6 separate regions of the Homo sapiens genome follow, and regions 1, 2, 3, 5 and 6 are each linked to region 4. The links are chromatin loops, found by intact Hi-C in ENCODE. Cell type or tissue: heart left ventricle. All regions are shown on one strand. Region 1 overlaps ARHGAP24 (Rho GTPase activating protein 24). Region 2 overlaps ARHGAP24 (Rho GTPase activating protein 24). Region 3 overlaps ARHGAP24 (Rho GTPase activating protein 24). Region 4 overlaps ARHGAP24 (Rho GTPase activating protein 24). Region 5 has its middle 180 kb from the start of WDFY3. Region 6 overlaps ARHGAP24 (Rho GTPase activating protein 24).

Region 1 (4,000 bases), 210 kb after region 4:
AAAAGAAGACTTAAGCTATTGTGTCACTAAATTTAAAATGTGTATTTGGAAACGAAATAATAGATTCTTTGTTTTATACCCTGTCATCTTGTTTTTCTTTTGTTAAAAGAAAGAAAATAGCATTTCTAAGCTTGTTGATCTTCACAGTTACGCTAGTTAAACCAACTGTATAGAGTAAATCTCTTTATTTTAGGCACAGGAGAGAATTCTTTACATAAGTGTAATAGGAAATTATTTCCTGTTGGGTCAGCCATTGGAGGAGCTTCTGGCCAGGACTTGGGGTTTGGAGTCAGACGGACCTGGAAGAATCCCAGCTCATTCACTCATGGGCTATGTGACCTTGGGCAAAGTTTTTAAACACTTTGTTTCCCCTCAATTTCCTATTTTTCAAGATAGAGCTATCTTTCTCACACATTTGTTTTAAAGAATGATTCAGCTAAAATACACAAATTGCTAAGCACAGTCACCTTTAAAACAACGCAGTTTTGTTAATAATAATATTTGTTAGCTTATGTTAATTAGGTTTGGTACAGAGTAGGTGGAGAAAATGGGAAGGCTGGCAGCAGGGCATGTGTTTTCCCTCTCCTGGATCTTGCTTCAATCGCTGTCTTTCCTTTCCTTCTCGTTCTCAAAGAAAAAGTATCATATGATTTTCTGTACATGAGCCAAATGCTTACAGAGTCAAATATTAATGTGCAAATGATGTAGCATGCTACAGGTTTTTAAAAATAAAAGTGAATGAAATTTCTTAATGATACTGATGGTTGCTCCGTAATGTAGCTTAGTATTTGGGCACTATTTTAAACAAATCATTCTTTCTTAAATAATGTTCTCTATTCACCCATAACCACATGACACTTCAAATGGAGAACTGAGTTTAAGTAGAATACTGAAGATGTGTCCACTGATGGGATGTATTTATACTTACTGGTGGTGCAATTTTACCATGGCCACTGGCCAACTGGCTGAGTTCTTAAAAAGTCAATATAAAGGCTGCGAGACATAAACAGGAACTTTGGGGAAGAAACAAAATAGGACTGTTGATCATAATACAGCGGTTACTATGGACTCAGTCTTCCTTCTCTCTGCAAGCACCTTAAAACCATTTGTTGGTTCAGTGAAAGCTGTGCTTTTCCCAGGAAAAGAACAGCCAGCATCCAGAAGGTTAAAGCGTTTGTAGTAACCTGAGGTAAAAAGACATCACCTCAGCTGCTGCACCTTGAGATAGCCACTGCTTCTGAAATTCACCTTCATTACATCTCACGGAAAACGTATAACATATATTTTAGGCATCTTTTTGAGTAATCTGAGTCTCCACCCTGTTCTCATACTGCATTCATTCTTCATTTGACCCACACATTGGAATCACATGATTTTCTCTTCCTTAAAATAAAAAAGTCTTCACCAATCTAGTCAGATTTCCAAATGTATTTCTTATTGGTTTCCCTTTAACCACTTTCACTCAGTTTTATCTTTCCCCTTCTCTTGATCGCTACTTCCAGCTTGGAGGAATCAATAGGAGAATTCACTCACATAAACCAAAGGCCAGTAAAGATTCCCATGCATTCCAATGGACTCTTTTAGGTGGATGCCAGTGAATGGTGAGAGATGAGATTGGGAGAGGAGAGCATTCTCAGCTACTGAGTCCACAGTGAAACTAAAGAGAAGCCATCGCAAGGCCTGGAGAACTATCTCTAGAAATATCTTGGCTGCACTGATGAGATTTTGGGCACGTATTTCTTTAACTGTGATAAAACATGAAATAACAAGAGAGAATCAAATTAGGAAGAACTCCAGCTATCTCCAAGGTGTTTGTGATCTGAAGCACTACTGGGGAGGTAATTGTGGCTGATGCACCACCACAAAAGATTGAGAACGTCTCCCTCCTGCAATAATCAGACTAATGTTTTCCTCATTACCATGTCTTCATTTTTCCTGTCGACAGTACAATGGCTGCAGAGGTCTCATTACTGTTTTCCATATTTATGTTTTAAATTATTGATAGGCTGTAGTAGGGCTGATATGTGACTGAAAACCAGCAGTGTCAGGTAGTTAAGAAATATTTTTCAGAGAGCCATTGGAACATAACACATGTGCATCTGTCAAGATTGGAAAGCAGAAAACATACATGAGACACAGTTGGGCTGTTCAATTTGTTAACTACGTGGGGCAAGTCAACTGTCTCCTGAATGCAATATGTAAGAATGGCTAAAGTGATAGGACTTGAACTCTTCCAAGCTCCGGGCCTTTTGGCTCCGGGCCTTCTGTTTTTTGGCTTCGGGCCTTCTGTTCTTCTTGCATCTTGTTATGATAGCAATTATGGTCCAAACAACATCATATGGCAATGATTTAATTGGCTCAAGTACTGCTCCAAAGGTAAGTGTCACAGACTTTTTGGTCCTATTCCCCACTTTTCCTGTTTGGAAGCAGATTACTCAAATAGCAGAAATAAAATGTCATTTCTGTTGCCATATGGGAAACTTAATGCTACAGTTAAAGAAAGACTCATGTAGAAAATTCTGTTTCTTAAACGTGGCATGTAAAATTCCATTGCAGTAAAAAAGAATGGCATTTCATATGGTTGAAACATTTACAAATAAGGAGCAAAAAACCAAAACTCATGACTCGGTCAGTCATAAAACATTTTCAAAACCTTGATATGTAATATTACTATAGATCTCAGGTTAATCAGCACATAGTGAACACTGAATAATATTTTAGCAATATTATAGAATATTAAAATAATGTAATCCTGAACCAGTTAAACTAGACTTCGTTTCAGTTAGGCCAATGTTTAGGTTTTGTTTTTTATTACTTGGGATTAAAATCAGATGTCTCATTGAAATAACTTTGTGTTGTTTAAATTAAAGAATAAATGGAATTAAACATTTTAACATGTCATTTAGTAAATCTGATTTTTTTTCTTCAGAAGAAATAAGGAAAAAAAGTTCATTTGATTTTTACCAAATGAAACCAAAACCCCACAGCTATCTGTAACATTTTGGAACTGTGAGTTAATGAGACACGTTTTCTTCCCATCTTTAAGTCCTCTTGTCTCCATCTCTGAGTTGACTACTGAGCCTTGAAAATGGAGATGAATTGTCTTTGTTCACATCCTAAGTGGTTGCAACATACAAGGTTTTTTGAAGGGAGAAATTTTCCTTCATTCCAAGAATTGATAAAGCCTGCTGAGAGTTTCAAGCTAACAATCAACTTGTTCCCCCTTTAATGTCTGTTTCATGTACCACCCTTCTTTCCATTCCCACTGCCACTGTCCTTTTACACAGCCTAATTTCCCCAGACCTGGACAATTTCGCCTACTTTCTAACACGTCCTTGCCTCCAGTCTCAGCCTCAGTCCTATAGACAGAGAAACTATCCTCAAGTGCAATTCTGATCATGTGACTCGGTGTGGATACCTGCCAAAGTGATTGCTGAGTAAGTTTCAACCCACCCCCCTAGACTCTGCATAAAGTCTTTTATAATCTGAGTTCAATTTCTTTGCCAATATTACAGCCATCAGTCCTCCTTCTCTAATCAAGGTGGTATTGACTAATTATTCTCTTCCTTTTTGCTAGCATATTTTCACAACTTTGCTGGTAAAAATCCTATCTATATTTTGAGGGCTGGTTCAGGTGCCATTTTCTCCATTAAGTCTTTCCTGGTTCTTCTGGCAAAAAGTAATTTCTCCCTTCTTTATGTTCCTCTAACATTTGGTTATACCTTTCTTCTACAGTCATTATTAAATTCTTTCTCCTAAAGTTATTATTGTATGATTTCACTGTTTGTGATTTGAATGCAAGGGGTCCCCAGATGATACATAGGGAAAAACTAAAATTGAGATTAATATTTTTCCAGCAGTATTAGGGATAAAAGCAAGATTCTACAATGTTATTTTGTATTTGTCTTCATTGAACATCTGATAATCAAATTTGGGAATTAAAGTGCAATTTTTTTTCTGTTAATTGTAAGCTGAGTTATACAGTTCATGCTGTCCTGTG
Region 2 (4,000 bases), 140 kb after region 4:
TGGGTAAAGCAAAGAATACACCACAGCAAGCACTAAACAAATATAGCAATTTAGATTTTTATCGGAAGCAGTTTTTATATTCCTTCAAATTAGCACTGGAATTCTGTATATGAACAGATACATCATGTGGCAGCAGCGATTAACGAAAGAATCCAAGAAACACTGCACTATAACGATCACATTTCAGCGTGGAAGAACAGCACTATGTCCAATCTGTTGCCACAATGTAGACACCGTGGAGAGCTGAATGGATCATGACAGAAAACAAGGGTATAAATAAAACCGCACACAGTCTAGGTCCTGAATTTGTGGTGATATAAATATCCCCAAATTATTAAACACAATCAACAACAATACCTGGCAATTTGTCTCCAAATTAAGAACAAAGCACCCAGCTCTCACCTTGCACAAACATACACTTCAGTGGTCAGTGACAAATGCAGGCTGCACTTGCAAGCTGGGAGACAGAGCAGCTGCTCTGTCCTGAGTCGCTTAAAGCACATTCGAGCCCAACTCAGGTCCTACTGTGTTTGCTCACTGCAGTTTCTCCCATGACTCCATCACCCAGGAATGGAAACCACGGCTCGCTCCCCAGCACTAGTGGGCTCCCCAGCTACTGAGCTCAGGTAAAAACGCTGAGTCCTGCAAGGTCACCACAAGGTGACCACAAGCAAAAGGAGTGTACAGGGAAGAGGAGGGGCTGTCATGGAAAGACCCTAAACTCCAGACACCTTGCCTTTCGAGATTCTGAACTCCGTAAATCAGAGCTGGGACAATAAAATCTGAGAATCCCAAATGGCACCAAGCCAAGCAACCAACCCAGGGGCACTGTTTAAGCAATAATCTCTCTCTCTCTCTAAACACACACACACACACACACACACACACACACACACACACACACACACACACACACGGGCAGACTTCAGTGTAGCTATTCTAATTGCCCAGACATCCCTCTCAAGCCCAAAAGTTGTTTATTTTTTTCAGGTTTCCAGGTAACAGGGCTTAAAGAAGGATCTTAGAAAATTGAAGTATTTGCCAAAATCAAATTAATTCTAAGAGCAAAATGATTTCTGGCCCATAAACTCATATAATAAAGTCTTGCATTTTGCATACATACTGGAATTATGCAAACTTCCATATTAAAATATAGTAAAGATGTATTTATTTCAGAGCTGACAGAATCAATTTAAATTTCTCATAAAAATTCCTATCATCTTTCAAAATCAGTCTCGATTATGCATGCACACTTTAATTTTGGGGGTCTTCAAGAAGGCATTTCTTGCCAAAAATATAATCACTCTGAATGTATATATTATAAATAGATACAAACGTGTTAATAAATATTTCCCTGTAGAGTCTAAGTTTTTATTTCTCATATTTTGATCTTCTTAGAAGTGGAGAAGGAACAATTTTTAATCTTGCAAGTGCCTTACAAAACATTTCTTCTTAGTTGTATATATTTTTTAATAGGTAAATAATGACTTAACTGAATTTTAGATTGATTGCATGAGCAAGAAATTATTCTCACCCTTTAGACAATTTTTTTAACCTCCTTCTCCAACCACCACTGTTCATTAGCAATTTAACCTCCTAGGTGTCAGTTTTGTAATCTATAAAACAGAGATTTCTTACTAGTGCCTGTTTTGTCTACTTCCTTGGCTGGTGACATCAGGGTGAAATGGGACAGAGTGTAGGACAAAATGCTTTCTATATGTGCAGTACTTGAAAAAATGCACTTGCTGCATTTCCTCCCTCTTATTTCCCCAGTGAGTACTGGGACTAGTAAATTACTTGCTGCATTCTCAAGGAGGGCTTCTTGGGCTTCAAGGAAACTGCTTGTTTCAAGTGGGCTATAAATAGAGTTCGAGATTTTATTGAACTGCTGTTCTCTTTGTGGCAGATCTTGAGGGCAGCCACCACATGGCCAGAGTCAGTTAATTGTGAGCAGCATGAGCCCCGTCTAGTGTTTGAGGCAGAACAAGACTAGTCAAAATTCTGGGAGAAAATGCTCACGTGCATGGTTGGTTACATAGTTCGCCTGGCATCCTGTTGTACTCCTGTGTTTGAGGGGGATGGAGAAGGGGATTAATGAAGGGGAAAGGTTAGCTATGGAATGCCAAGTTCACTGCTGAGTTATTCAGTAACAAATGCATCTGGGCATTCATGCTAATTTCTCTACAATTACTTAAGCATTTTTTAGAGGTCGAGTTGTGGAGAGGGGCGGGGAACAGAGGGAGGGAGACAGGTGGAGAACAGGAAAGGAACTGAAAATGTGGCCACCCGTCTTATGAGACACACAGGGCTGGGAGCTGGGAACTTTATGTATATTATCTCAGTTAGCTCTCATAATAATCCTAGGAGATACCTGTTATTCTTATTTTACAGATAAGCATAATTAACCTGTACACTGTTAAAGGTCAATGGTGAAGTTAGAATTACAATCAAGATCTGCATGGTCTAGAGTTCCATAGTCTGAGTAAATTAGTTACCTTACAGCTTTCTCAGAAAAAGAAAGGAAATAAAGTGTGGTTTTTATATAGTGAGAATAGGGAAGACAAGAATACAAGTCACCCGGAAAACTTCTTGAGGATATTGACTAGGAAAGTTAACTTTTACAAAGAGTCCAGAGATTTTTAGAAAAATGAGTTTTGATTTTTTTTAACAATGAATTCATTGCAGGATGCAGAAAGGAAAAATCAGTTTTTATTACTAGTGCCAATACTTATTTTTTAAATTGGGTCCTGCTTGTTTTTCAATTGAAGAAGCAAGTTCAGAAGTCTTTCTGTATAGTAGACTATTACTCTGGTTTTTGTAACATACACATAATGCATTATTTTATCTTAATTTTCTTAAATTATCAGACCTTTAACAATGCTCTTAAGGAAGCAAGGCAATCTCTTGACCTTCGATGTAGCAGAACACTTTTTTTCAACTGTAGTGTGGAATATAGTACAGTAGCCATAATTTTCTCCTGGGTTTGAGGATGTTAATAAATTGGCAGGTTCTTTCAACCAATTTTATTGGAAAGCTAGAGGCAGAGTCTGAACTGCAGGGCTACATGTATGTGTCTGTGTTCTACCCTTTAAGTAAGTGTCATTCCCAGCTGTAAATGTTTTAAATCTTATCTGAAGTCAGTTTTCAATTATTCAGATATCTCAATTGAAAAACAATAAAAGTGGAAACAGAGTTTTAGGCACTTTCTTCAAATTATTATACTGCCCCACTAAGGTATTTCTTTTCTTTTCTTTTCTTTTTTTTTGTTTTGTTTCGTTTCGTTTTTTTGAGATGAAGTCTTGCTCTGTTGCCCAGGCTGGAGTGCAGTGGCATGATCTTGGCTCACTGCAACCTCCGCCTCCCAGGTTCAAGTGATTCTCTTGCCTCAGCCTCCCTAGTAGCTGGGATTACAGGCACATGCCATCACACCTGGCTAATTTTTATATTTTTAGTAGAGACAGGGTTTCTCCATGTTGGCAAGGCTGGTCTTGAACTCCTGACCTGAGGTGATCCAACCATCTTGGCTTCCCAAAGTGCTAGGATTACAGGCATGAGCTACCAACCTGGCCGGGTATTTAGTTTCTCAAACACTACTGCTAGTATTGCCCTAGTGTAATTACCATGGCAGAAAATAAGAGCACATTGCTTCCTCCCTTTGTCTCTGAACCTCTATGTTGTTTTTTTTTCCTCTTGGATTTTAAGATCCGGATTTTAGAATCATATATGGAAAAGACACTTGCACTGAAGTTTAAAAGTATGAAGAAGAAAGCATCCAGAAGAATTGGTCGACATTTGCAATCAGTGAGGAGAATAAATAAGATGTTTTGGTTTTCTATTTGGTTCATGCTACCTTGCCCAGTAATGATACCTTCCTGATGTTTCCTAGAGGCAATGTTTCATTTCACACAGATACTCATGAAGGTCTGGCCTGAAATCCTTGTAGTATTTCCACTTAGGGTAGTACTGGGTTCATGGATGAGTCGGATGGGGTTGTTTCTAG
Region 3 (4,000 bases), 60 kb after region 4:
ACTGACTGTAGACATAGAAGTTCTTATAAAGAATGTTAACCTGTATCTGCTTCTTAATACAAATGCTTGTATGCTAATTTTAGATAATATTAAGTAAGTGGATAAAAATCTGAATTTCCTCCTTAAAACTGTGACTCCCAATAATCATTTGCAGGTGGCTAAAAGCATATTGTTGTAGTCTTATGTTTAAAAATTACAACAAATGAGAATAATTTAGGGAATCATCACAAAGCTGAAAAATCTTAAACCATTTCAGGAACTCCTTTCCACCTCTCAAAATAGTCTTCAATGACTTCCCAAACCTTAAAAAATGGTGACTGTCCTTAGCAAAATAAGGCACAATGTCTTCAATGTTCTCATAAGCATCCACTTATCAGCAAATACGATAAAACTTTTAAAAGTCACCCATTTTTTACATGAAATTGAGAAAATTGATTTAAATTAAAACTCTTTAAAATTAAACAGAAACAAAGGCAAGCTAGAGTGTCTAGAAAATGTTGCCAGGACTTTTTCATTGTTTTAATTTTTTTTTTCTTTTTTTTGGTTATGTATTATTGATGGCAGTGGCCGCTCCAGACAGCCTGCCACTGCCATCATGCAGGTTGTAGCAGGGAGGCACTGCCAGAGCTGCACAAGCCGGCAGGAGCCAGGGACAAGTGGAGCCCGGTACAAGTGGGAGCCCCACCCCATTCGAGTTAGGGCGGGAGCTCCCCAGATTTCACTGCAGCCACCCAAACCAGGCTGCAGACCCAGGCCTCTTGCTCTGTGGAGCAGGCAGGAGCCCCGCCCTCCTGGGTGCAGGTGCAGCTGCAGCCATCCAAACTGCAGCTGCAGACTCAGGCATTCCTGTACTCTTGAGGACCCAGGAAGGCCCTCCTGCCCTCACAGGCTCGGAAATGCCTGCCCCTGCTGCCTAGCTTCTCCCTCCTGCCAGTGTCCACTCCGATCTCAGAGCAAAGTCAGGGTGGAGCAGGGCACCATGAAAGCCAGTGGGAGGCAGACAGATTCCTGGATGGGAGGGGGTGGGTCTCGGGTGAGGCCCCACCTTCAGGCCGGGGATGACCTGAAGGCTGGGGGCCAGGTAGCCAGTCTCACCGAGGGACAGGAGTGGGAACTTGTGAAGCCTTTTCTGGGCTGCCCATGGCAGCCCACGGACCAGTTGTGTGCACTTCCAACCCTCTGAGGCCCATGAAACCCTTGGGCTCAGCCAGAGCTGAGCAGATGATGGGTTGACCTGCCTGCAGAGAGGAGCTACTCTCTCTGCTAATAGCAGGAGTTGTAGGGCGAACAGCTGCAGAGAGGAGCAACACACTCCAGGGCCTCCTGTCTGCTGAGAACTGCAGACATGACGGGACGACCTGTCTACAGAGAGGAGCTTCCCACTCCAGGTTCTCCTCTCTGCTAGGAGCTGAACACTCGTTGGGACACCCTGACTGTGGAAAGGAGCTACCCGCTGTGGGTCTATTGTGAACTGTTCTATTGCTCAACAAAGCTCCTCTTCATTTTGCTTGCCCTCCACTTGTCTGAGTTCTTGGTCGCAGGACAAGAACTTGGAGCCTGCTGAATGGCAGAGCTAAAAGAGCTACAACACAGGGCTGAAACATGCCCCTTAGCTCTCCACGTTGCAGGCAAAGAGGAGAAAAGAACCGTGGTCCCTCAGGGAGCTCAGACTTGGGAGTTCCCCAGGCCAGGGCTGTGACTCCCTCTTTGGGGTCCTGTGGTACCTGACGTTTTCAAGCTTCTGGGCACCACTGCGTTCCCCGGTGCCAGCCAGTGAAGCTGCTTGCAGTGCACCTGGTCTAGCCGCAGCCTGGCTGAGAGCCAGTGCCTGTGCCGGCACCTGGAGCTGCAGGTCCCGTTGCAGCAGCCAGTGTGTCTGACTATGCAGTGGCCGGACCCCATGCTCACTCACACACTCCATGCCTGACTCTCCCTTGGCAGGCGTGGGATCCAGGCCAGTAGTGTCAGCCGAATGTAGCCTGCCAGGCCAAGTAGGAGGAAAAAGCCCAGCGGGCCTGAGCAACACTCAGGCAAAGGTGCCACTGGCCAGAGGTTTCAGGCCAGAAAAGGGACACCCCAAGGATCCTGTAACATGATCTTTCATATCTAGTACAAATAACTAATTCTTTGAATTCCTATAGCTCTACAATTTTCTAGACACCCTCATTAAATTAAAATTTGATCTTTCCTGCTGATAGATTGATGCTGTGCATTTCATAATTTTAAATTAAAGAGTAATCAGCCAGAATCCACAAGTCAATTCAACCTAGCATTCCATCATTAATTAACACTTAATGAACACCCATGGGTTTATGCAGCAGTATTAGAAGTCGGTAAACCAGTCGCTGTTTGGGGGCATCTTGTCTGATTCATATGTAATTACCAACCTAAATTTGGCTAAAGTCCAAATACAGATTGACAATTCAACAGGCATATTGCTAAACTAAAGGCAACATTCCTTGAATAAGATTCTCATTACCCAATAAGACGTGATAGAATATTTTGTTAAATATAATGTAAGAAAGCCACCAAAGAGGGAACAGATATGTGCAGTCTTTCTTAATCTTATCTGATGGGGAGGAACATGTTTACACACATACATACACACACCACAAATTAAAAAAAACAAAACAAAAGAAAACCCATATAAATCCAGTTATTTACTGAAGGTTTTGTAGTTGAAAGCAAGTTTAAATCAAGATCACTGTGTTTCTCTATGGTAGACTCTGCAAACACCTCAAAGTTAGCAAACTCAGTATTTTAGATATTGAAAAAACCTAAGCCCACTCAGAATACCTCAAGGAAGCAAGACTTAAACCTTTAACTTCAAAATCAGACCTGGAAGTATAGTCAGTTAAGCTGAATTAAGTAAAACCCAAGATATTTCTTGGCTAAATGATTAGTGAATTGGAATTATTTGGCTCCATTCATTACTTATTGTTCTTTAATATGTCTACAAGCTAGACCTAAAGCATATTGAAACTCAGGTAGGGATGACCCTTGATGGTTTACAACATCCTGAGCATTAAAACTAATTTGTTTCCATTAAGGCTTTCTTTTTTTTTTTCTTTTTAATTATCTGAGAAAGCTTTTTGTTAGGTAAACAGTTCTCGATACTATCTGTATGTACTTCCCTGACTCCCTTGCTCTGGGATTATCTATGCCTGGCTCTGTATTTTGACCAAAACTCACTACTCTTTAGAAGACTTTTCTACAGGGAACTCTTATTCAGAGTTCTACCATTGTCTCTTAGACTGGAAAATCTCCTTCACTATTATTAGAATCATTATTATTACACTTTAGTAAGTAATCCCTTTGGAGAGAAGCCCCCTTTGTTGAGTGTGTCATCTTTTTCAGTTGGGACTCTGATACAGTTTAATTTGCATAAATGATATGTGTACCTTTCAAATTACAACATTCTCCTCATTCCTAGAAGCCTAAATATCTAGCAACTTTAGTGCAAAGGAAAAACATAATAACTTACAACTAGTTTAATGCTACACCTTCTTAAATTTTTTTACTTTCAAGACTGCCAAGTCACTGTGATGAGTACAGAAATAATATATATTTTCTATCCACCAGGACCTTGTGATCTTAATAAGGAGACAAACCATGAAATGAGGAAGATGGCAAAGAAGACATGAACTGAGCAGAGTCAGGTGCAATCATTTATGCTATAAAGAGTAAGGAGTATCATCTGTTAAGAAAATAGAAAATAAATATTGACTTATGTTATCAGGGAGGATGTTCTGAAAGCAGGGGAACTTGAAAAGTGTTTTGACAAATAGTCCCAAAGTTGAGATGGTGGTGTAGATGGGGAGAGGAATATAAGGACATGTGAGGATTAGTGTGCTTGAAGACCTAGCTCAAGTGTCTCTTCTGCAGTGTAGCTTTTTCAAGTTGAGTTGGTTTCCACCTGCTCTGAACTTCCTCCAGCTTACATCCAAGCTCCGAGACGGTTGCCAAAAGAATTGTCTTTTGCCCTTTTTTCCGAGCCTTA
Region 4 (4,000 bases):
CTGTACCACAATATCTCACGTAACCCATAAATATATACACCGACTATGTACCCATAAAAATAAAAAAAATTAAAGAACCCTCAGTGTGATTTGAACATTCAAGCATTTTTCTTTATGTGTATTTGATGGTAAGCAAAGGTGTTAACTTAAGAAAACAATGAGAATATATTAGATCTTAAATAAAATATACTGTAATAAAATTTACAAAAAAATACCAAATCTATAGATGGGTATATGTGTGTATTCAATATCAAAATGAATTACTAAATTCTCGCTCATCTCTCAAAATGTTGGACTCATTTTTGAGAAGGTGTTGGTGTTTGCCTATAGATACTCGAAGCTTAGCGTGACATGCTATAAATTTTTAACAGAGCTCATTTTGAAAATAATTGATTCTAAGCATAATTGCTTGTCTAATATTCTAAGATGGCTGGGAATCCTTAGAATGTTCTAGAAAAGAAGAGAAATGCTATAAAAATAAACAATGAAAACTTAACGTCCTTTACATAACTTGAATAATTTATTTGTATCCTCTTCTGAGTGTGAGTGGCAAGATAACTTACTAAAATATTAATTTATATTTTGTCTTCTGTATCTTATATTTCCTGTTAATCCATGAAGATGGATGATAGTAAAGACAGCAAGAATAGAGTTTTAATTTGTGTGTGGGAAGTTGTTTTGTTTTTGTATTTCAGGGGAGAATAAGCAAAAGTCTGAAAGGAGAGTTGATTCCTGGAACCGGGAAGAGTAGTAGTGAACAACTCAGGGAATTCTTTACCTCACTCCCAAGCTGTGCTGCAGGAAATGACATGTCCCCAGAGAGGTGTGCTCTGAGAAGTTGGGAGGCAGGCACTGGGGTTTCCTGCCTCAGTGAATATTCTCTTATCCCAGCGGTGGCATGGAAGCAGAGCCAACTGTATGAAATTATATGAGCTGAGACAATGGGCTTCTCAGCTCTCAATTTTGGGCCCATGGGCTGATTCCATCAAATATTTACTGCACATCTACTCCTAATGGGTATTATAGAAACCCCTGGGCTAGGACCTCAGGGGTTTAAATAAAAGAGGCATTATTCTAGCCTGCTCACTACTTGTACCCTAGTCAAGGCTGCAGATACTAAGCTGATAATAAGACAAGTATGTGATTACAAAATAAGGTGAGTGGAAATAAGGAAAATTATTGCATACTATCTAATAACAAGACAGGGTTTGGAGGTCTTCTCTGAGAAAATGATGTTGGAGCCAAGATCCGAAGGGTGTGTAAGGACAGAAGGCATTTCTGATCAAAGCAAGGGAGAAAAACAGCCTCAAGTGGGAGGAAGCCTCCTGTCCTTGCAGAATTGACAAAGGCTAAGAAGGTCAGAGCCCAGAGTGGAAGTGGGTAAGGTCTGAGCTGTAGGCAGCAACCTCATGGACCATAGGACTTCACCTCCTTCAGGGTAAGGACTGAGGTTTTCCATTTTGACATTGGGGTCTCTCAGAGCAGGCATAGTGTCAACTGTTTTATAGATGTTAAAATGATGGAAGTTATCTGAAAGGGCTTGTTTTAACTAGCTAATTTTATTTTCTTGATAATTAAATAAATATATGTTTTTCTTTCTAAAATTCTGAACTGATAAACACTATAGAAGAGGTCATCTTAAAACCTTGTAAAGAAAATAAAAATCGTGTTCCCAGGTCATCTTCAAAACTGCAATCCTCATTAATTCCTAAAACTAAATTCCAAAAAATTGTTTGAAAAGACAGACCTAAAATAGTCTCAATGGTAAGACAAGGAAGACACTAGTATTTTTGTTTGTTTTCTGACAAACCACCGTATTTCATGTGCATCAAAGCCTTCTGTGTTTTTCTTGCTATATCTGCCCCATGAAGGGACAGTCATTAGTAGTAAAAAAACCACAGCTTGGGGAAGGATATGCATAGCAGTCAAATATTCCAGTAAAGTATTTCCTTTTGATTCCACTCTAACCCAATCTACCATCATGACTCAGATTTGTTTGCCTTCAGAGTCAATGACAATTAGCCATAGGTAGTACAGAAAGAAAAGAATATAAAAATAAAATATAAAATAAATAAGTATATATTTCAATATACAGAGTATGTTATGTATAATTTGCATGACTATATAAACAGAAGCTATCAAATATTTATGAATAAATACAATAAATAAATGAGACAATAATGATAAACAAGAAACACATTTAACAAGAAATCTGCTGTAAAGTTTCATTGATGATCTATTTATTACATTGACTATTCCCAAACACACTGTTTTTAAGGTAACTTGCTTAGCACTTTACTGTTTTGCTTTTAATGAAGTGAAGCATTTTATAAACTATGGTATTGAGAAACTTTGAACACTAGATGGCGAGATTGCAAAGTTAGACAATGGGATGGTGTAAAAATTGTGAAGGATGAAGGGCCGCAGAATCATTCTTCCTCTACCAGCAATTTTCTTAGCACCAAAGCTGCAGTAATGTTCCAAGAATAGAAATATTTGAGCCATGAATCAAGGTAAGAAAGGTGGAGTGGGATGATTATTTTATTCCTTCCCAGAAGTGATACATTATAAGAGCTTTCTAGCATTATAGTATATATGCACACAGCTAATTATATAGAAATGATGAAGAAAAAATGAACAATTATATATATATTTTTTGATTAACAAAGGTTATTAACTTTTTGCTTAAAGGCTAAGATTTAAAAATTTATGACTCTCTTTTTGGGGCTTTATTAAACTTAGGCTACTCAGTAGAGATAGAGAGTTCTGCATTTTTCTAGAGTTTTCATTTTTGCTTTGTCCTTTCTCACCGAAGAAAATAATCATTTCTGGATAGAATCTAATATATTTTTCCAGTTCTGATTCACCTCAAGAGGTTCTCAGTCACATGTCCTAATTGTCAGCAGGCTACCTATTGCAATGGGGAAGTCTGGCGTTTCTCTGAAAAATATCTTTGTATGTTCAGTCTATAAAATAGCAACCCTGTCAATCATACTCTCTAGCCTTCTATCTCCTATTGAAAATCCACTACTTTGCCAAATTAATATTTACTTCAATATGTTTAACCAATTAATTAGATATCAATAATATGTGTTAATTGCCCAATGTGCCTAAAAGAAAGTGCCATCTTTGTCTCAGAGAAATACATTTCAGTCTTCACCAAAGTGAAGTGAAGTGACTGCACTGTGGCAAAAGTCTATGTACAATGGAGAATAAAAATCCTTCACCTAATAACAACAACACATCTGCAAACATCAAGGCCTCACTGAAGGCCAATGAGTAGGTTATGCTATTAACCCCATTTAGGGTACTTTAACAGGAAACTGCACAGACAAAAATTCTTTTTGGCTAATCACTGAGATACGAGATGCTGTAGAGTCATGCTCTTTGGTATGTTAAATAAAATTGAAACTGGCCCAAGGAGTCCTCCCTACAAGCTCCTAACTGCAACCTAACTCAGTACCAAAAACAAAGTGAAAACCTAACTAGGAACAAATAGCTGAGTTTCAGCCAATCACAGGCAGCTGTTCAAACCATGTATGAGATGCATGCCATGTAATGGGGCTGTCTCTGTACCTCGCTTCTGTTTTCTGTAGGTAACTTCTTTTTCTCTGCCTGTAAATATAACCTGCACATGTGGTAGGGTGGAACATTCTGAACCATTTTGGCCCAAACTGCTGTTAGATTCTAGAATCACAAAAAAAGCCAATGAAGATCTACTAAACTAGATTTGTTGTAATTCTGTCTTTTAACAGGTAGAAGTTCAAAACTATTTGCTAACGTAAAGTCATTATACAGACTCAAGTCCCTTTCACTCAGCTGGTAGTAGAGTCTTTTCAGAAGGTAAGATACATAATCAAGCACATTATATCCAGTGGTAGGAAAAAGGCAGCACAAGATAGGCCCAAAGATCTGAGTGAAAGAGCTATCAGACCAGGAGGAGCTTTGTAGCATATGTCCCTTAACTGAGCAACATATAAGTTTGGTTCTTATATTGTAC
Region 5 (4,000 bases), 820 kb after region 4:
TGGTTTACCCAAGATAAAGTCATTAGCCAACAACTTAGGAACAGATCAGAACCAGAATGCTAACTGCCCCCCACCTTCCAATTCAATATTATTTTCTGTAATCTATGTTTTATACAGCTGGCAAATTAAAATAGAGGTATTTTCTCAGTAAAAATTCAGTCCAGGTTTGACAGTTCCCCTTCTAATCTACTGTATGGACTATTTAGCCAACTGTCCTGTGCTAGGAAAGTACTCCCCAGCATGGACAAGGATATAACCCCGTTTGATTTCATTTATATCCCAAAGTGGAGTTAAATAAACAGAAAGACATGATCTACATTAATGAAAAAAGATAGATGGAAATTTTTTGTGTGTTTTAGAGCCACTTAAATGTTGCCAGTCTCAAATTATCTGTACAAGATTTAAAGTATGGAGTTGAAAAACATAACAACAGTGAAAAAAATCGGAATATACTGACTCCTCCCCTTCTCCCACCACCAATAACTACCTAACTTACAAAACTGCTCCTAAAGATAATCATACAAACAAGCTATAAACGCTGAATTAACACCGAAAATTAAAGTAGGGTAAGACAGAGAATAAAAAGATACTCTCTGACATGACTTCTTAAAGTTGTAATTAGACATATGTGAGTGTGTGAAATACACACACCACACACACACACCCCATGCACCACCCCAGTGACCAAATTCTTGTTTAATCATCAAGTACAACCCAGACTTGATTAGTTACCTAGGGTAGAGGAAACTCAAAAGACTTGAGGAGCTAGACTCTTTCAGATAATTTTGTCTGAAACTTTTTAGTGTTCCTTTCACTAAGGGAAGACAAATCAGAAACCCTTTTCCCCAACTCTTATATTTTTGAAGTAATACGTAGTAGGACAAAAATCTCTCAGGAAGCTAACTCTTCTATCAGGGATCAAAAATGAGAACATCCAGGTTTTGTATAATTCACATCTATTACACAACTAGGATTCTTTATGTCTCCCATATATTTATTCCTCTCACTCAACTACTGACAATCTTCTTTCATCTCATTACCTCATGGTCAGCTGAAAAGACAATGGTTAATTTGCAGAAATATTTTGACTCGACCCATGCTGACTATGTTTCATCCTTAGATAATTGCCTCCACAAAGATGCACTTGCCATTGAGTATGAGCTATAGACTAAAGGCCGTTATTCATAATTGAGGTTGACGCTTAACACAACCTCTCACCAACATAACATTTACTTTACACTCAGAGTAACAAAAAGGAAGGTCACAGGCTTAGTTTACCTGCACCTCAGCCACCTGAATATATTTGTGACCTTTGATTCACTGAAACATTATTTTTCAGAGAGCAAAATCATACAAAATGATCTTCATTTTCACTAACCCTTATAATTAAAAACTACCAAAGACAGAATAATATCCTTATACCAAACTTAAAACAACAGAAGTCTAGCAAAAACACAGCACACGTATTAAAGCCAGCTTATATCTCATAAGAAAGTCATTTACCCTCACAATTTTGTTTAGTAAGAAATATTGACAATTTTTTCCTAATAGAATGGGTATGAACCTTTACTGAAATAAAAGACTAGGATTTTATTTGAATCAACTTTTGTAGCTTACCTAAGCTATTCCTATTTACTTCCTACATAAGCGAAAGAAAATGAATAAATTGTATCCGGATACTCACAGCAGAGATCTCAGTTCTAGTCCCTAACATCAGACGTCGCGGCTGCAGACTGAAAATGTTACTGTAAGGAAGTACTTGTATTTTTCTAGCAAAGTAGCACCCTCTAGTGGCTTTTCAAAAATATGAAGGAGTACACGCCAAACGTGACATAATTTGTTTACTATCAAATTATGCAGTGTCAAAACACTCAGGTGAGAACAAAACCTTGCCCTTGGCATAACGGGAAGCATATTCCAACCTTGTTCTGTGTTGTTCTAGGGAGGCAAAGATGGTTAATCATCCTATTGCACATCTACAGTGTGCCTCTGAGAAAAATATGCCCTTCCCTGATAATAGTTTATTATTTTTCCATTATTAGTATTATGGTGCTATTACTATCATTATTGCTATTAATATTAATAGAAAATTACCATTTACTGAGTATTTACTACATGCCAGAAAATGTATTCATTGTTTTACATTCTTTACCCCATTTAAAATTCACTATGAGTATATAACCTAGTCTTTATCCTCATCTGGTTTTATTGATTAAATAGTCGAGGCCCATATGTGTAGTATGAGTTGCCTAAGAGAATAAGAAAAACTAAGATTCAAACATATCTTTATAAATTTGCAAGAACTCTCACAAGCCTGATTTCAACAAGCAGAAATTATCAATAGTTTTTACATGTATCCAGCCTCAAAGTATAAATCCAAAGAAATAATTCAATAACAATGAAATTAACTGGAAAATTTTAGCTAACACTTAGTTAAAATTTTAATTTAAGTTTGGGTTATAAATACAACCATTTCCCATAGTAAGTAAAAGTTAAATACCGATTCTTAGACAGCAAGGCAATAGTCTCTAGGAAGCCAGTTTAGTTCCCCCTGGCTCAGTCATGGTATTTTATTAAAATCGAGAGAGGTATATTTGTTCAGGTAGGCATTCAACAGACATTCATTGAATGCCTCTAGGAACTCTAGTTTTGATTGCCAGTGATCCAAGACCTTTGCACAAAGCAAGTGCTGTGTGAATACCAAGGAAGACCCCTGAGCTAAAAAGTATATATTTTTTATGGCTTCAAAATGTATATATTCCATTTTAAATGTCATTTGTCTGATCCCAGCAAATAAACACTTTTGATATTTACATAAGGTTTGAAGGAACTTAGAGACACAAACAGAAAAGAATATTTATTAAGTATCTGCCAGGTGCTAGTTAGTAGTCTATGCCCTTTACATATATCACTATGGCAGAGACTGCTAACTGTTCACCAACCATTTCCTCTTCTTATTAAGCACATAGCCAGACTACATTTACAGCCAACATTGACTCAAGTATGACCATGTAACGGGATTCTAATCAGAATCCAGTACTGTGAGCAAAAGCAATGTGTACCACTTCCATGCATCGCCCATGACAAACCTCCCTTTCAGGATCTTTCATGTTCTTTTGCCCTTCTGGATGACTGGAATGGATATATCCCACAGGCAACCTTGGAAGCCACATACTGCAGACAGCAGAGCCACAAGATGGAAAGAGGCAGCTTCGTCTCTGAGTCACTGTTTGGAATAAATGTACCTGACAATTAAGAGCATCTGTTTTGTAGTTTAGGTAAGAAGTAAACTTCCATAAATTTTGAGTTATTATATAGTTTTGCATTTGACTATTGGTTACAACAATAAGAATTACATTAATGCGATGATCTCATTTAATCTTCACAGCAAACTTAATAAGTTTATTGTAGGCTTATCCCTCATTTCACAGATTAAAAAAGTGAGGTATAAATAGTTTAATAACTAGCCCAAGTATTCACAACTAGTGGAATTCAAAGCTTGATCAAACCCAGATCTACCTTACTCCAAAATACATGCTCTTTTCTCTTTCTTATGCCAACAGTCCATCCTGTTGCCTCTTTTTTCTAGCAATCTTGCCACCTCAGCCCCTCAAGTAGCTGGGACTACAGACATGTTGCCTGGCTAATTGTTTAAAAATTTTTTAGTGATGGGATCTCACTATATTGCCCAGGCTGATCTTGAACTGGCCTCAAGCAATCCTCCTGCTTTGGCCTGCCAAAGTGCTGGGATTACAGGTGTGAGCCATCATACACAGCCCCACTGCTTATGAAACTAGCATGTTCCTTTGTATTAGTCAACTAATACATTGCTATAACAAATGACCCCCAAATCTGAGCTGTCTATTTTTATTTATTATTTCTCATTAATGCCTGTCAGCCTCAATTCACATTAATTCACACTGAAAGTCTTCTTCATCCTGGTACCCAAACTGAAGCAGCAGCCCTTATTTTTATCACATGGCAGAGGAAGGAGAATAAT
Region 6 (4,000 bases), 170 kb after region 4:
CTCTCAGTGTATACAGCTAGGAAATATATGCATGTTATGCTAATTCATGTGCACACATACAATTCTCAGCATATATTTTAAAAAATTATTCCATGTTAATATCTCTGACTTCAGTACCATAGGGTGGTTCATACTAATTTTCTAATTTTCTGTCCTCTTTATTTGCATGCATTTTTGTAATTGTTTTCTTTGCTTTTAAAGCCTAATATTATTAAAATATCTTTCATTTTTAGAATAGTGTAAGCACCCATTTTATTTCTTCTATATCCAAGCTAATTATTAATACTTTTTTGTTTGCTATGAAAAAATCAAAAAATTAAAAAGAACTTTGTTTCCCGATTCTTACCAGAAAATCTCCCTCAATTTGCTACAATTTTTAACTATCATTTTTGCCAACTTTATTTTGAAATAATTTTACCCTCATTTAGAAGTTGCAAAAATAGTACAAAAATTTATTCTGTAACTTCGGTAGCTTCCCCTACAGATAACATCTTTGGAAACTATAGTAAAATGAGCAAAACCAGTATTACATAATTCACACTTGCACAATACTATTAACTAAACTCAGACCTTATTGGAGTTTTGCAAGTTTTTACATGCACTCATGTTTTTTGCATTGTGGGGAGGTGTACAGTCCTGTGGAATTTTGTCATACATATTGATTTGTGAAACCACTATGGTAATCAGGACACACAACTGTCTGATCACTCCAAAAAGCTCCTTCTTGCTCCTTTATAGTCACACTCTCTCCCCAGTCCCAACTCTTGGCACTCACAGATTAGTTCTCCATCACTATAATTCTGCCATTTCTAAGAATTTTATATGAAATGTAATCATTCTGTAGGTTGCCATTTGAGATATGCTTTTCACTGAGCATAATGCCTTGGGTTCCATCCAAATTGTTGAGTTATATCAGATGACACAGGCATACCACTATTGCTCGGGGAATATGTTTAGTTAAGTAGATGGGGCCCCTCATCATTAAAAAAGAAGTTATATCTTGCAACTTTTTGATTCAGTTTTAACAGAAATTCTAGGTTTGAAACCACAAACATTGAATTTCCTTTTTTAGTAGTAAACTCAAGGGATTTGACTAAGCTGGATGACTTTAATTTCCTTTTATGATCTAGAACCTTGTAAAATGATTTTAAAAATAAAGCCCAACAGGATATAAGGCATTTAAGGCATGCAGTAAATTCTGTAGTTTTGCTCTTCAGATATTGTGTCTCTATTTATTCAAGGTTGTTTTGCCCCCCTCCTTTCCCCTCCGAAATAATTACTTTAGTCTGATAATGGCATTCTGAGGAGGGCAGGGTTGGGAAAGCATAATATCTAATGAGGTCAAAAATAATAACACATCTTCTGGCTTTGGGGATGCCATGTGGCACAATTCAGGCTAATTAGAGTCAACATACTAACTTCTGGGATTTTTGTGACAATTGACAAGAAGAGAAATTTTGTTCTGCTGAATTCTTCATACCATAATATGGAGGCAGCCAGCCTAGAATGAAACTACCCAGAAGAAAGCAATGCTGAGAAATGGAGAAAAAGCAAATCCTGCTAACATCATTTGAATATTTAGATCAGTCCACCTTAGCTATAAATTAATCCTTTTGCCTGCTCTGTGAAAATGGATATGTCCCTTTAAAAATGTTTCCTTTGCCGGCCGGGCGCAGTGGCTCACGCCTGTAATCCCAGCACTTTGGGAGGCCGAGGCGGGTGGATCACAAGGTCAGGAGATTGAGACCATCCTGGCTAACACGGTGAAATCCTGTCTCTACTAAAAATACAAAAAAATTAGCTGGGCGTGGTGGCGGGCGCCTGTAGTCCCAGCTGCTGGGGAGGCTGAGGCAGGAGAATGGCGTGAACCCGGGAGGCGGAGCTTGCAGTGAGCCGAGATTGCGCCACTGCACTCCAGCCTGGGCAACAGAGCAAGACTCATCTCAAAAAACAAAAACAAAAACAAAAAAAAAAACAAAAAAAATTTTTTTTCCTTTCCCAGCTGCTACCATGCTAAACTCTATCATCAGTAGAGGGCGATAGAGAGACACTGCAGAAGAAAATGGGATTTTGCTTCCTAGAGCCTGTATGCTGGCTCCGCAGGCTCCTGCAGCACAGGCAGCTTCTCCAGCACCCAGCCCCTCCAGTGTACACACCTTCCTCAGTGCCCAGCTTCTGCAGTCCCTCCTCACAAAGCAGTTTCGTAGCAGAGTCCTCTAGTGAGATACCTCCACATGAATTTTTCTGGCACTCTGGAGGGCTAATTTCAAGCATGAAATGAAGGAGGACTTGGCAGAAAATTCTATGGGCACAGCACCACCGTGAGGTCTAGTGAGTCAAGGCCATAGCGTCTCCAGAGAGCTCTGGATCTCAGCCTCGGGTATGAGCTTTTCCTTGGGTGCTCAATTCCCCCCGACAGAAGTAGTGGCTGCTCCTTAGATCTGCTATTCTTATATTCTTTAGAGTACTTTTTACTTATTAGCCAATCCCTGCATACTCTAATTCCCTGTAATAGTTAATCATTCTTTATATTAAACTGTCCCTGTTCAAATTACTATGCGGTTTCTCTCTCCTGATTGGACCCAGATTGATACGCCATGCCTGAAGGCTGATCTTCCCTTGGACTTCTCAATTTTATGTTCTAATAAATTCCATTTTTTTGCTGATGTTGGCTTGAGTTGAGTTTTTGTAACTAGAACTAGAAAAGTTCTGATACAACTGAGATGCATTAAATTAATAGGAAGGCTAATGTAGAGAAAATTATTTTAGAAAGCCCCATATTTTTTAAAGATAGACTTGATATTCAAACACTGTTAACAAAAATTCAAATTCTAGCAAACTTTTTTCTCAGCTACTTAGGAATAATATTATAATGATAACTTGGAATTTTCTCTAAATTGTATATATGTGTGTGTGAGTGTGTGTGTGTGTGTAGTAGGTATAAAACTAAACTGTGGGTAAATTTCACAACTCTGATACAAGAATGTATAGGTTGGTGCAAAAGTAATCACGGTTTTTACTATTACTTTTAATGGCAAAAACTGTGATAACTTTTGCACCAACCTAATATTATGAGGGACATGTTTCATGCAGCATACCTTCCCACATCCAGGGAACAGCCCTTCTTCCAGGGAATTCTGGGAACTCTGTGATGGTGAATCAATGCAATCAAACATTAAGCAGTTAATGCACCTATATTGATCCAGAGACTATCCAATATTAACATGTGTGAATGAGTCAAGTTGAGCATGTGTGAATGAGTGAGGGAAGATTTAATATATTAATAAGATACAAGTACAATAAGCTGTGTATCCTTAAGCAAAGAAATACTACAAGTTACTTTTAGTTTTGGCTTTGTGTTTTTATTATTTTGTGTTTGCTCTTAGCTTAATTTTTTTTTTACCATATTACATTAACTGAAAATATCTCCCCTATTTGAGGAAGAGACATAAATTGTGTGGTCATGTTAAAATTACAAAATAACAAAATCTGTAAGGTCTCTCAAAGATACTATCCAAGTGAGAAAATAACATACAAATAAAGAGTCTTGTTCCAGATTCTGATTGCCAAAATACAAGAAGGACCCCCATAATTTGGATATGAGTATTTAATAATTGTCACTTATCTACAAATTTCCAAATAATTAAAATGACAAGAAAAATATTCTAGGTAGAATTTGCCACTAAAGTCAGATCAATAATATTTTAAAACTTAAAGAACCATTGACAAAAACCCAAACAAGCAGGGTGTCAACTCTATTATGCTGGAATCTACAACCAATACACCATATTGCATTCCAGAGGGAGAAAAAGGAAGGGAATAGAAAATAGAGCCAACACAGAGAGAATGATGAAGAAAAGGCCATTAGATTATTACTGTATTTTCTTGCCTCAGGAATAACATTAATTCCTATGTATGAACTTTGTATAAATTTCTATATCCATGCACACATCAGTTCTGAGACTGATGCCAGTTTTGAAAGTGTTGAAGTAGGCAATAC

The links. Peaks named below come from ENCODE experiments on the same cell type or tissue, not always from the same donor. Only the 100,000 strongest peaks of a DNase experiment are listed, where the experiment ranks them.
Region 1: it touches region 4 in a loop (4-fold over the local background); 38 of 110 quality-filtered maps call a loop at or near these places.
Region 2: it touches region 4 in a loop (3-fold over the local background); 20 of 110 quality-filtered maps call a loop at or near these places.
Region 3: a loop joins it to region 4, with 2.2 times the contacts of the local background. A loop is called at or near these places in 2 of 110 quality-filtered maps.
Region 5: a loop joins it to region 4, with 18 times the contacts of the local background. A loop is called at or near these places in 46 of 110 quality-filtered maps.
Region 6: it touches region 4 in a loop (11-fold over the local background); 60 of 110 quality-filtered maps call a loop at or near these places.

The regions. Positions count from the first base shown.
Region 1 is chr4:85,758,988-85,762,987 of GRCh38, reverse strand. The region is part of intron 3 of ARHGAP24 (Rho GTPase activating protein 24); the gene reads right to left. Among named protein-coding and RNA genes, the nearest start is that of MIR4451, 39 kb to the right of the region's middle. In heart left ventricle, no CTCF peak of the experiment used is centred here; a DNase peak (open chromatin) is centred at 2,261; H3K27ac peaks cover 628 bases.
Region 2 is chr4:85,824,378-85,828,377 of GRCh38, reverse strand. All of the region lies in intron 3 of ARHGAP24 (Rho GTPase activating protein 24), which reads right to left. Among named protein-coding and RNA genes, the nearest start is that of MIR4451, 100 kb to the right of the region's middle. RefSeq lists an enhancer at 1,849-2,391. In heart left ventricle, CTCF peaks have their summits at 1,772 and 1,971; no DNase peak of the experiment used is centred here; H3K4me3 peaks cover 850 bases; H3K27ac peaks cover 1,738 bases.
Region 3 is chr4:85,907,929-85,911,928 of GRCh38, reverse strand. The region is part of intron 3 of ARHGAP24 (Rho GTPase activating protein 24); the gene reads right to left. Among named protein-coding and RNA genes, the nearest start is that of MIR4451, 190 kb to the right of the region's middle. In heart left ventricle, no CTCF peak of the experiment used is centred here; a DNase peak (open chromatin) is centred at 1,918.
Region 4 is chr4:85,967,542-85,971,541 of GRCh38, reverse strand. The region is part of intron 5 of ARHGAP24 (Rho GTPase activating protein 24); the gene reads right to left. Among named protein-coding and RNA genes, the nearest start is that of MAPK10-AS1, 150 kb to the left of the region's middle. In heart left ventricle, a CTCF peak has its summit at 2,359 (motif pointing right); no DNase peak of the experiment used is centred here.
Region 5 is chr4:85,145,456-85,149,455 of GRCh38, reverse strand. No RefSeq gene overlaps it. Among named protein-coding and RNA genes, the nearest start is that of WDFY3, 180 kb to the right of the region's middle. In heart left ventricle, a CTCF peak has its summit at 1,791 (motif pointing left); a DNase peak (open chromatin) is centred at 1,725; H3K4me3 peaks cover 847 bases; H3K27ac peaks cover 296 bases.
Region 6 is chr4:85,795,137-85,799,136 of GRCh38, reverse strand. The region is part of intron 3 of ARHGAP24 (Rho GTPase activating protein 24); the gene reads right to left. Among named protein-coding and RNA genes, the nearest start is that of MIR4451, 75 kb to the right of the region's middle. In heart left ventricle, a CTCF peak has its summit at 2,044 (motif pointing right); a DNase peak (open chromatin) is centred at 2,116; H3K4me3 peaks cover 889 bases; H3K27ac peaks cover 435 bases.